Linked DNA regions of Homo sapiens: region 1 is linked to region 2. The links are chromatin contacts, found by Hi-C or POLR2A ChIA-PET in ENCODE. All regions are on one chromosome and are shown on one strand. The core of a region is the stretch at or near the end of the contact, and the rest is flanking DNA. Distances in the headings are between cores, read along the strand shown. Region 1 holds the start of DIAPH3 (diaphanous related formin 3). Region 2 overlaps LOC107984625 (a long non-coding RNA gene).

Region 1 (4,484 bases), core at 1,458-3,957, 630 kb after region 2:
ATTTAGGATAACGTCACTTCATCCAATCAAGAAAAAGCCAAGAACTAACTTGACATCTGCAAGAACAGTGACTGACTTGACACCTACAAGTACAATTACTTTCTGAGGCATTGCTGGGAACTTTGATGGTCTCAAAGATCCCTCTCCATCCAAAAAACAAGAGTTACTGGTGTGCAATCAAGAGCAGTGAAAGGTAGGCAAACTGGGAAGAGCTGCTCAGGAAGCAGTCTTGAGACTGGGATACTGAACTTTAGTACAGGAACAGAGTAGAGCTGTGCCTGGAACTTCTGCCCATGTTAAGATTTCCAGTTCAACAGGAAGGTGGTCCAAAATCAGTAGCATGCCCAGGCTCCTTGGCAGACAAACTCAAACTATCTCCAAAGAAAAGCATCTCTGGAATCCTACAGGTGAAGATAAAGCAATGAGCTTACAAAGATAAATACACACAAGAAAGAGAGCAAGCCATCATGAATCTGAGTCAATGTAGACAGCCCAGGTTGCAAACAGCAGAACTGTCAAATAAAGAATAAGAACAATCAAGTAGGAAATGTCTAAAGAAATAAATGAATAAGAAACAAAGGACTATCAAGAATGCCCAGACAGATTTGAAAAATAAGCAAATGGAACTTATTAAAATAAAAAATAATTGCTAAAATCAAATATTCAGAAAAGTAGCAGATTAGACATAGCTGATAACAAAATTAATGAACTGGAAGATATAACTAAAGAAATTACCATATAAGCAAGAACCTAAATTAGTTTCAAAGTACCAAGAGTCCAAATTACTTCTAAATTAACTGGAAGTCATGATTCATACCAGACTCCCACCCAAAAACACAGTGTTTTAGATGTGTTTTTTACCTTTACAGCTTAAGAGTGTTATCTTTTAGATGTCATTTCATCTTTATGAGAATCCATTTAACAAATGGCATGCTGAGATGGTCAATGTGACATACATAAGAATGAAAAACAGCACAGAGACTGGAAACCAAATGATGAAATCCTTCAATGAAACTTAACATAAATACTAATTTAGATCCTGTTTTCATGACCTCCTTGCTGGGAATGAGTCACAGAAAATAACACCTCCTGTATTCTGGACCACAGAAGTTAAAACAAAATAAAATAAGATTATTAACCCAGAGAGTAGACTATAAAAGGAAGAAAAGTCATTGCCTTAGTGGATTCTTCTCACATTAGGCAAAAATCTTTCATTGGGAAGTTAACTCTGTCCTATTCATTCTTCAGATTTGTCAAGATAATGATCAAGTCCATACTTGATCCTTCTGCAAAATGTCACTATTCCTATGACCATTTTGATACTTAATTTGGCATAATTAATCTATGCTGTTCCTCATTTTCAATTAATCTATGCTGTTTCTCATTTTCAGTATTCTGATATATCTCATGTATCAGAATATGGGCTCTCAGTCTTATTCAACTATTATTTTTAACTAAATGTTATAGTTAGCAACTGGTTCACAAACCATTATTCCCTTAATTTGTGAATCATGACTTAAATTTCTCACAATTTTTACTTGCCCACATAAGGCAAATGCTGTACTCTCTCTCTCTCTCTCTCTCTCTCTCACACACACACACACACACACACACACACACACACAGTTTTTCCATATTCCTAAGGAAAATGGTGGAGTGGTCAATGTGAAATTTCAATTCTGTTGGACTCATCCCAAATCTATCAACCCTCTATGTGATTTATTTACACACACAAACCCCAAAATAATCATCACTGCCTATACTTTCACTAGTTGACACCAACGAAAAGACAAGGTGTTAATCATGACACTTTCCTTAAGTGTTAAACACAAGCAAACCAGAATAGCAAGTTTCAAATATTTAGAATTCTTTCCAAGCTAAGCAAAACATTCTTTAGCAGTGACCACACCACCCGCCAAGTTCTAAAACTAGCTGTTTCAACTTGGAAAATTATATCTACCTTAAAAGTTCTTATATGTAATTAAAAGTTCTTATTAAAATAATAAGCAGAAAAAAAACCTGTCACCTAAAAGTTCATTTTGATATATCTTATACCCTCTTACACTAGGGAGGAAGGGAGAACTTCGACTTAAAAAATGCAATGTCCACCTAGATGACGTCAATACATATACACGTTTGAACTGCTTTTCACATCAGCGTTAAGAAATTTGGGGGCAACACAAAGATCTGGGCATTTGTCACAGGATCCAACTACAACTAGACCCGGTCGTTGTCAATCTATGATCTTTGGCACCTCTGGATCTCTAGAATAAAACTTGGTCCCCAAGTTCTTGTGGGCCCACCCTCGGCAGTCAGCCCTACGGCGGGGCGGGAGCGGCCCCACCCTAGCTCCAGGCGATACTCACAAACTTGGGGCGCTTCTCCCCAGGCTCCTCGGGGCCACTGGGCGGCGGAGGGTGTTGGGGGCCCTTCCTGCGCGGCATCTTGCTTTCCCGGCAGCCGCGGAGAGAGGCTGAGGAAGGGTAGGGAGTCCCAGCGGCTGAGCCTTGGGCCGGGTGGTGCAGCCGCGGCTGGTGCCGTTCCATCTTTCCCCGCAGCTCCGGGGACCGGAAAGAAGGTGGCCACTCAGCAAGCCGCAAGCTGGAAGCTGAGGGATCGACAACAGGTTTTACTCCCGGGGTCCGCCACCCAAACAGTCAGCACAGCCTAGCCCAACCGCTGAAGTCGGGGCCGCAGCCAACACATCTGAAAACTCCCGCCACCCGTGTTGGCCCGGGACTGGCCAATCCCGCGCCGCCGGATCAATGACACGCTGAGGCACCGCCCCTTCCGGGCACTGCGAAACATGATTGGCCTTGCGGCCTGTCTATGCAGCCGCTCAACCCTTCCGGCGGTCCAGGCCGCTCACCTTAAGGACGCAGAGTGGCGTCAGATTTGGAGAAGCGCCGGGGACCGTGGAGGAAGTCATCGGCCTGGATTTCTTTGGATTTGCAGATAGGGTTCCAGCAGAACTGGAAGGTGGGCGAGACAGGCCCTGCGCCACCATTTGAGCAGCGCTGGGATATAAAACCATCTGCTAGCCCTCTCCTTGCACGTCTGGGGCTGGAAAAAGTAGTTCTGGGACTGGGTACGGTGCTGGAAGGGGTACTAGGCAGGATGAAACGACGGGGCCCACGACGCTCCAAAAGGAAGCCTTCTGGACATATTTCCTGCCTAAGTGCTCGCTCTGGGGTGGCAGAGGGGTCCACCCAAAATCAGACAGAGCTAGGCTAGGCTGAGCCCTTCAGGAGCTCACAGTCTCCTGTAGTTTCCAAACCCTAACACAATTAACCAAGGAATGTAAATGTCTATAGCAGTTGTTTTAGAAGTTCCTTGAGAACAAAAAGGGAAGTTATTAAATCTGAAGGAGTGGATCTGGAAAGGTAAAAGGAAAGCTGCATAGGTTTTCACTAGGCAGGAAACAGTGGCAGGGCATTCATTTAAAAGGCATTCCATTCCAGGCAGGAGCAAGGCCAAGAAAGCATAGAGGTGAAGAAACTTTAAGGTCACATAACAAAGGGCCTTGAACTGAAACCATGCAAAAGAGTTTGTTGTGTAAACCCAAGGTCAAGCTACAAGGCAAACACCGTTTTCTCAACACATCAATATACCCTCTTTAAAAATGAGCTTTTCCTTGGAACTATTCCTTTAAGATATCTGTCTTCTGATTATATGGAGGTGGTGTAGGCCAAGACTCGGAAACATGCAGTATTGATTTTGGTACAAGAAACAACTCTAGGTACTCTGAGGAGTTTGGCACAGAGGTTCAAAAAATGAGCCTTAGTTCTCAGTAAGTCTTCACACTACAGCTTTTCTTTTTTAATATTTGTTTTACTGTGCCAGACTCTACAGCTCTGTCCTCAAAGAGCACATAATCTTTAGGGAAACTTACAGGAGAACAGCAAGGTCAGGAGAACTACAAGTAGTTCCTTATATCTTGATGACAGACCCAGATACAGATTTTATTCCTGCCATTTACTAGCTATTTGATACCGGAGATGACGTTTAACTTTCTTTGCTGCTTCATCTACAAAAGGGGGGTAATTATACTAATACCTATGAAAGAGGGGCATTTTCAGGCCTAAATAACATAGCATATGTAAAGCCCTTAGAGTTTTGTCAATGCTCCTACAGGAATACTGTAGTTGAAGAAGTTGGGATTATTACTCAGGGAGGGAGAACATGCACTATGGGGAGCCATGAAGTGTCTTAGGTAAATGGTATTAGAAAGCACTTAAAGGATTTGGGCTTTGATTAGGTGATTTGGGAAAGACTCCGTGGAAAGAGGTGGGAAGGGTTGCTCAAGATTAAGTGCCTTCAGGAAGTGGAGACAGTTCAGTGATTATCTTATCTAGGAGGATGGCAGGCTAAAAGACAAGCCTAAAGCTGTAACTGACAAGCATTAGTCATCCATATCATGGAGAGAGGGGAATGTTTGATTTTGAAAGACAAAACAAATTAAAGATCTAATTGGCTTTTATTTG
Region 2 (4,738 bases), core at 707-3,206:
GTAGCTCTTATTATATTCAAATATGGGTGCTTTGTTTTTTTGACACTTTTCCCTGGTGTAGGTAACACCAGACTTGAAGACTTCTTACCTCCATGCTATCATAGCTCTTCTATTACTGCATTTATCACTTCACATTATAACAGTTCACAGAACTGTCTCATACACTATCCTGTGAGATCGCTGGGGTCAGAAACCATATTTGTATTCCTTCAATACACATTTTTTGCACCTGCTACATATCACACAGTGTAATAGGAATAAGAAATACAATGATGAACAAGATAAAGTAAACATGGCTTATTTAGGCAAATGCAATGTGGTCTGAGCCCCAGCCTCATGTATTAGTTAGCTGTTGCCACAGTAATGCTATATAACCATCCCAAATGTCAGTGGCTTACAAGCATTCATTCTCATGCCCATGGGTCTGCAGGTTCTCTATACTTTGCTTGATCTTGGCTAGGCTCCAGTGGGAGGTTCTACTTCAGACTGAAGTTTCTCTGGGCATAGTTCCTCACTGTGAGTTGGGTTCAGGTCAAAGACACTTGTGTGTTAATTCTGGGGCACAGGCTTCTCAGAGCATGCTCTCTGCCTGGTGGATCGCTAGAGCACAAAATGTCAAATACATTAGAAGCCTCTGCCCCATGATGTCCATTAACTTTCCATTGGCCAAAGCAAGTCCCATGACCAAGCTCAATGTCAATAGTGCAGGAAAGGCCTGTTGTAGGAAAGTACTGCAAAGTCACATGATAAAAGATATAGATGTATAATTCTAATATAGGGTTGGTGTCAAGAATTGCAAAAGATGGGCCAGGCACGGTGGTTGACACCTATAATCCCAGCACTTTGGGAGGCTGAGGTGGGCAGATTGCTTGAGTTCAGAAGTTCAAGACCAGCTTGGGCAACATGCTGAAACCTCATCTCTACTAAAAATACAAAAATTAGCCAAGCACGGTGTGCACGCCTGTGGTCCCAGCTACTCAGGAGGCTCAGAAGGTCAAGGCTGCAGTGAGCCAAGATCATACTACTGCACTTCAGCCTCGGCAACAGTGAGACCCTAAGGAAAAAAAAATTGCAAAAGATGACTCAACCTGCTGCAGTAGACTACCTTTTTTTGGTTACAGAATACAGAGTACATTGTACTCTGTAATGTTCCTCTTTAAATACTCATTGCATTTACAAAGAACTGGCTCAGTATTCACTGCGCTAGTCTTCTGTAAGCTTTATAAACATAGTGATCCTGTATGTTTTATTCACTAATTATTCACCAAGTTATCCTTTACACGTAGCAGATGCTCAATAAATTAATATTGCATTAAATTGAATTGGTAAGTGTTATGACCGGGAAATGCAGAGAGCTAATAGATAATGCAGAATAGAGGTTCTTAGTATCACCTGCTCCTTAGAATCAGCTGGGTCCAGTGTGCTGGCTCTGAAAAAAAAAAAGGAAAAAGAATCACCTGGGGAACTTTCACGACTATCTACGTCTGTGCCTCACCCAGAATAATTAAAGCAGAACTTCCTGGTCTAAATTACCAAAAGTGGAGCCTGGGCCTTGGTGTATTTCAAATGCATACAAGGTGATACTGATGTGCAGCCAGGCATGAGAATCACCGACCTGGGGACAACTTACTCAGATTTGGGAAGACTTCCTGAAGGAAGCAGTAGTTAAGCAGAGGCTACGTGTGAACTGTTAAGTAGATACTGGGCCCAGCAGGGGCTGAGGGTAGGTAGGAGGGGTTTGTAACTGAGGAAGTTGACTGTGCAGATGCACTGAGATAAGAGCGAGCTCCTTGCCCTGATGTCAAGATCACAGTATGCTAAGTGAGGTAGAACCTAATAACTGTTACTCTAGGCAGAATTCTTAGATAAAACGACCAGAAAAGCTTAGGATTTCAAGGGAAAACTTCCCGACCAGGAGGCAGAGGTTTCTCAGGAAAGGCTCTGCCCAGTTTGAGTAACTTCCCTTGGCGGCTTGCCAGGGTGAAGCTTTTGTTCAGCACAGCTTTTGCCCGAGTTTATTTTTGTAGCTGCTTTTGCTATGCTGAACTCTTTCCAGCTATTCTTTGTTTATGTAACTCTCTAGGCCGCCATCTAATTTCTAGGATATGACAATCTTTCCACGTAACATTTTTGTTCATGATGACTGCTGACTTATATTTTAATATTAAGCAGGCAGAGTTTTTTTTTCAAATATCAATATAAGAAATATTTATACCAAAAACATTTCCGCTTTTTAAAAATCTGGTCTTCAAGCTACACTTCATGTAGCTCAATATTCTCCTTCTACAGTTCCATATGAATTCATTTCACATTCTTTTATCAGTAAAAGCTTGTTGTTCTTGTCAAAATGACTTACTTTCTTACATTTGATAATGATAAATATTTATCCATCATGTTTTACTTCTTGTCTTATTTTCCAGGAAACTCAAAGCTAAAATTGCAGAATTCAATATTAGCCCAGGTTGGAGAATGTCATTCTCTTTCCTAAAAGATTTTAATTCTTTTCTTTTGTCTTTTGCAACTCTATGTGTGGCTTCTACAGTAATCTACCTTAAATACTTTTTTGAAGCAAGATTACAGATTACCAGGTAAATTACTCAGGCTTATTAGTTGCTACGGCAAATACCAAGACATATGACTCATTCACTGTCCAGGAATTTTCAATCCACTATATATTCAGAGACAAATTTTCTCTACAAATAAATGTGTTAATGAAAGGCTTACAATTTTTAGGCCTCAAATTATCTCTGCAATAGGCCTAAAACTAAACGTGTGTTTTCTTGTACTCTTAGATGTTATAACTATTTTTTATTAAAATTTCTCCAAGCATGTACTGAATATTCTTTTCTAGAAAGACATATGTACAGATATACACCCATGTACAAAGGTAGACCCAGTTGATATTACCACCGTAACATTGTGAAGGCTGACAAATATGAAATGTTTATTTGTAGCAGTTCCATTTGGAAGGTACATGACACTAACAATAAAATAGTAAATGCATAATTGCTGTCTGATGCCTTTTTGCAGCTTTCCAGAGACAATGGCATCAATTGAAATTAAGTAATTTTGAACCCTCTCATTTTGCAAGAGAGAAGAAAATCTAAGAAAACTGAGTACTGTAAGGAAGATATGAATACAGAATTAAGTAAAACAGGGACTTTCCAAAGATAATTAGGCCATTCCAGATCCCAACATAAGGAGTATCTTCCCATCCACCTCCTTCCAATAAAAATCACAATTTTTAAAAACCCTTTAAAAAGTATTTCTTGCCACAGTTCTACCTTCTGAATCCAATTAGCAATTTTATCACTTCATTTTATTAACATCTATTAATCTTGAAAAACATAGAACTGGCATTCTATCGACCTCTTTCTGGTCTGTATTTATAAGGGAGAAAGCTTCTTACTTCTATTTACTAGCATGAAAGAAAAAGAGATTTAAGGCAAGACACTTTGCATAGAAAACTCATAAACTTCCACCTAAATAAGCAGTTATAGAAGAGCAGATGCATCTAGATTGCATTGGTAAACAGTTCTCTGTTATAGACCAATCAATAAAGTTAATGCTAATTGTAATGTACTTTTGTCAAATTGCACTTCGTCTTAATTTCTGATTTATGGCATTTTCCATATAGTACTTCTGAAAATCTAGAGCTTATTGCAATCAGTCGCTGCTAATGGGAGACTGACAGAAGTGAAATAACATTCTAACCTGAGTATTCAGATATCACGTTCAATATTCCTGTTGATTCAGAAAGAACTAATGTTTACTAAGCCATCCCCCACCTGCCCCAGACTTCCTGTAACAGCATAAAATACCAGTGAGTCAAGACCAACAGGTCTTGACCCCAGCCACATTTATAGAAAATACCAGAAGCACTTGTCTCAAGAGATAATATCCTTTACAACTGCCTATAGAAATATTTACAATGCATTGTGGAGTGCATTGATCATTTTGTTCAATAAATTGTGCATTTATAAAATAGAACAAGAATTAAAATTCAATTTTACTATTACAAGTGAATGGTTCTGTGGTTGTTCCTTATATGTCAGGTCCTAGTCCTTGGGACAATAGAAGAACTATAGGATCTATCCCATGTTGTTCTAAAGAAATTGGAAAGTTTCAGAGCTTCCTGCTTCATCTACAGTAGAAGAATCTTATCCTGCCAGATCCTTCTACTACCCAGTATCATGTCAGACTACTGCAAGGCACCAGCTTGTGCTGGGCAGATTTTTCTTTCTCCAATCTTTTCCTCTCTCTCACTCCCTCTCACACTCTCCCTCTTCTTCCCCCTGATCCTTTCCCACTCCCCTCCCCTTCTTCCTTCCCTCCCTGGCTCCCTTTCTTATTCTATTTATAAACTATCTGGTTCTCATTTACCTCTATAAACATTTTTGCCTAGATAATTCACATCCTTTGGGGGGATTAAAAAAACTTAGCAAAATGCCAGGTTCTGTACTAAGACATTTATAGAGGAGAATCTAATAATTTTCTATAGCTGTTCTTCCCAGCATGGTATGAAAATGCATTCAGTAGTTTAATTTTCTTTTCCTTCTTGTTGCCAGAATTATTTATTGCTGAAAATTGAGGAGTTGTATTATAGTTATTATTTCTTTTGATTGGTTTAAAAATTTAGTTTGATAGAAATCTTAAAGAAAAAAAAAACTCACAAAGTTTAAATGTGGTTTGGAAAGGCAACAGAGGGATTTGAAGAGAACAGATCTGATGAAAAAGA

What was found. A loop is a pair of places that touch in the nucleus more often than their neighbours do. ChIA-PET counts read pairs that join two places held with the same protein, here RNA polymerase II (POLR2A). Pooled maps may share reads with other maps.
Region 1: a loop to region 2 is called in a map of endothelial cell of umbilical vein, with 3 times the contacts of the local background. The contact joins the promoter of DIAPH3 here to the enhancer-like site in region 2. A Hi-C loop is called at or near these places in 1 of 168 maps with a recorded cell type or tissue (endothelial cell of umbilical vein) and 4 of 50 pooled maps. POLR2A ChIA-PET finds 5 or more read pairs at or near these places in 2 of 52 experiments (A549 and activated naive CD4-positive, alpha-beta T cell).

What each region holds. Positions count from the first base shown.
Region 1 is chr13:60,161,221-60,165,704 of GRCh38, forward strand. DIAPH3 (diaphanous related formin 3) reads right to left here and starts at 2,708. Exons shown (of 28, transcript NM_001042517.2): 1 at 2,367-2,708. The coding sequence starts at 2,546. It overlaps LOC105370227 (a long non-coding RNA gene), which reads left to right and starts at 2,837. Exons shown (of 2, transcript XR_942001.2): 1 at 2,837-2,979. RefSeq lists enhancers at 3,097-3,146, 4,235-4,484.
Region 2 is chr13:59,529,960-59,534,697 of GRCh38, forward strand. It overlaps LOC107984625 (a long non-coding RNA gene), which reads right to left. Exons shown (of 5, transcript XR_001749886.2): 2 at 1,393-1,429. Among named protein-coding and RNA genes, the nearest start is that of DIAPH3-AS1, 480 kb to the right of the region's middle. Within about 2 kb of position 1,957, at least 15 of the 41 ENCODE cell types and tissues checked have a DNase peak (open chromatin) inside an H3K27ac peak, as active enhancers do; they include endothelial cell of umbilical vein, where a contact is called at or near this core.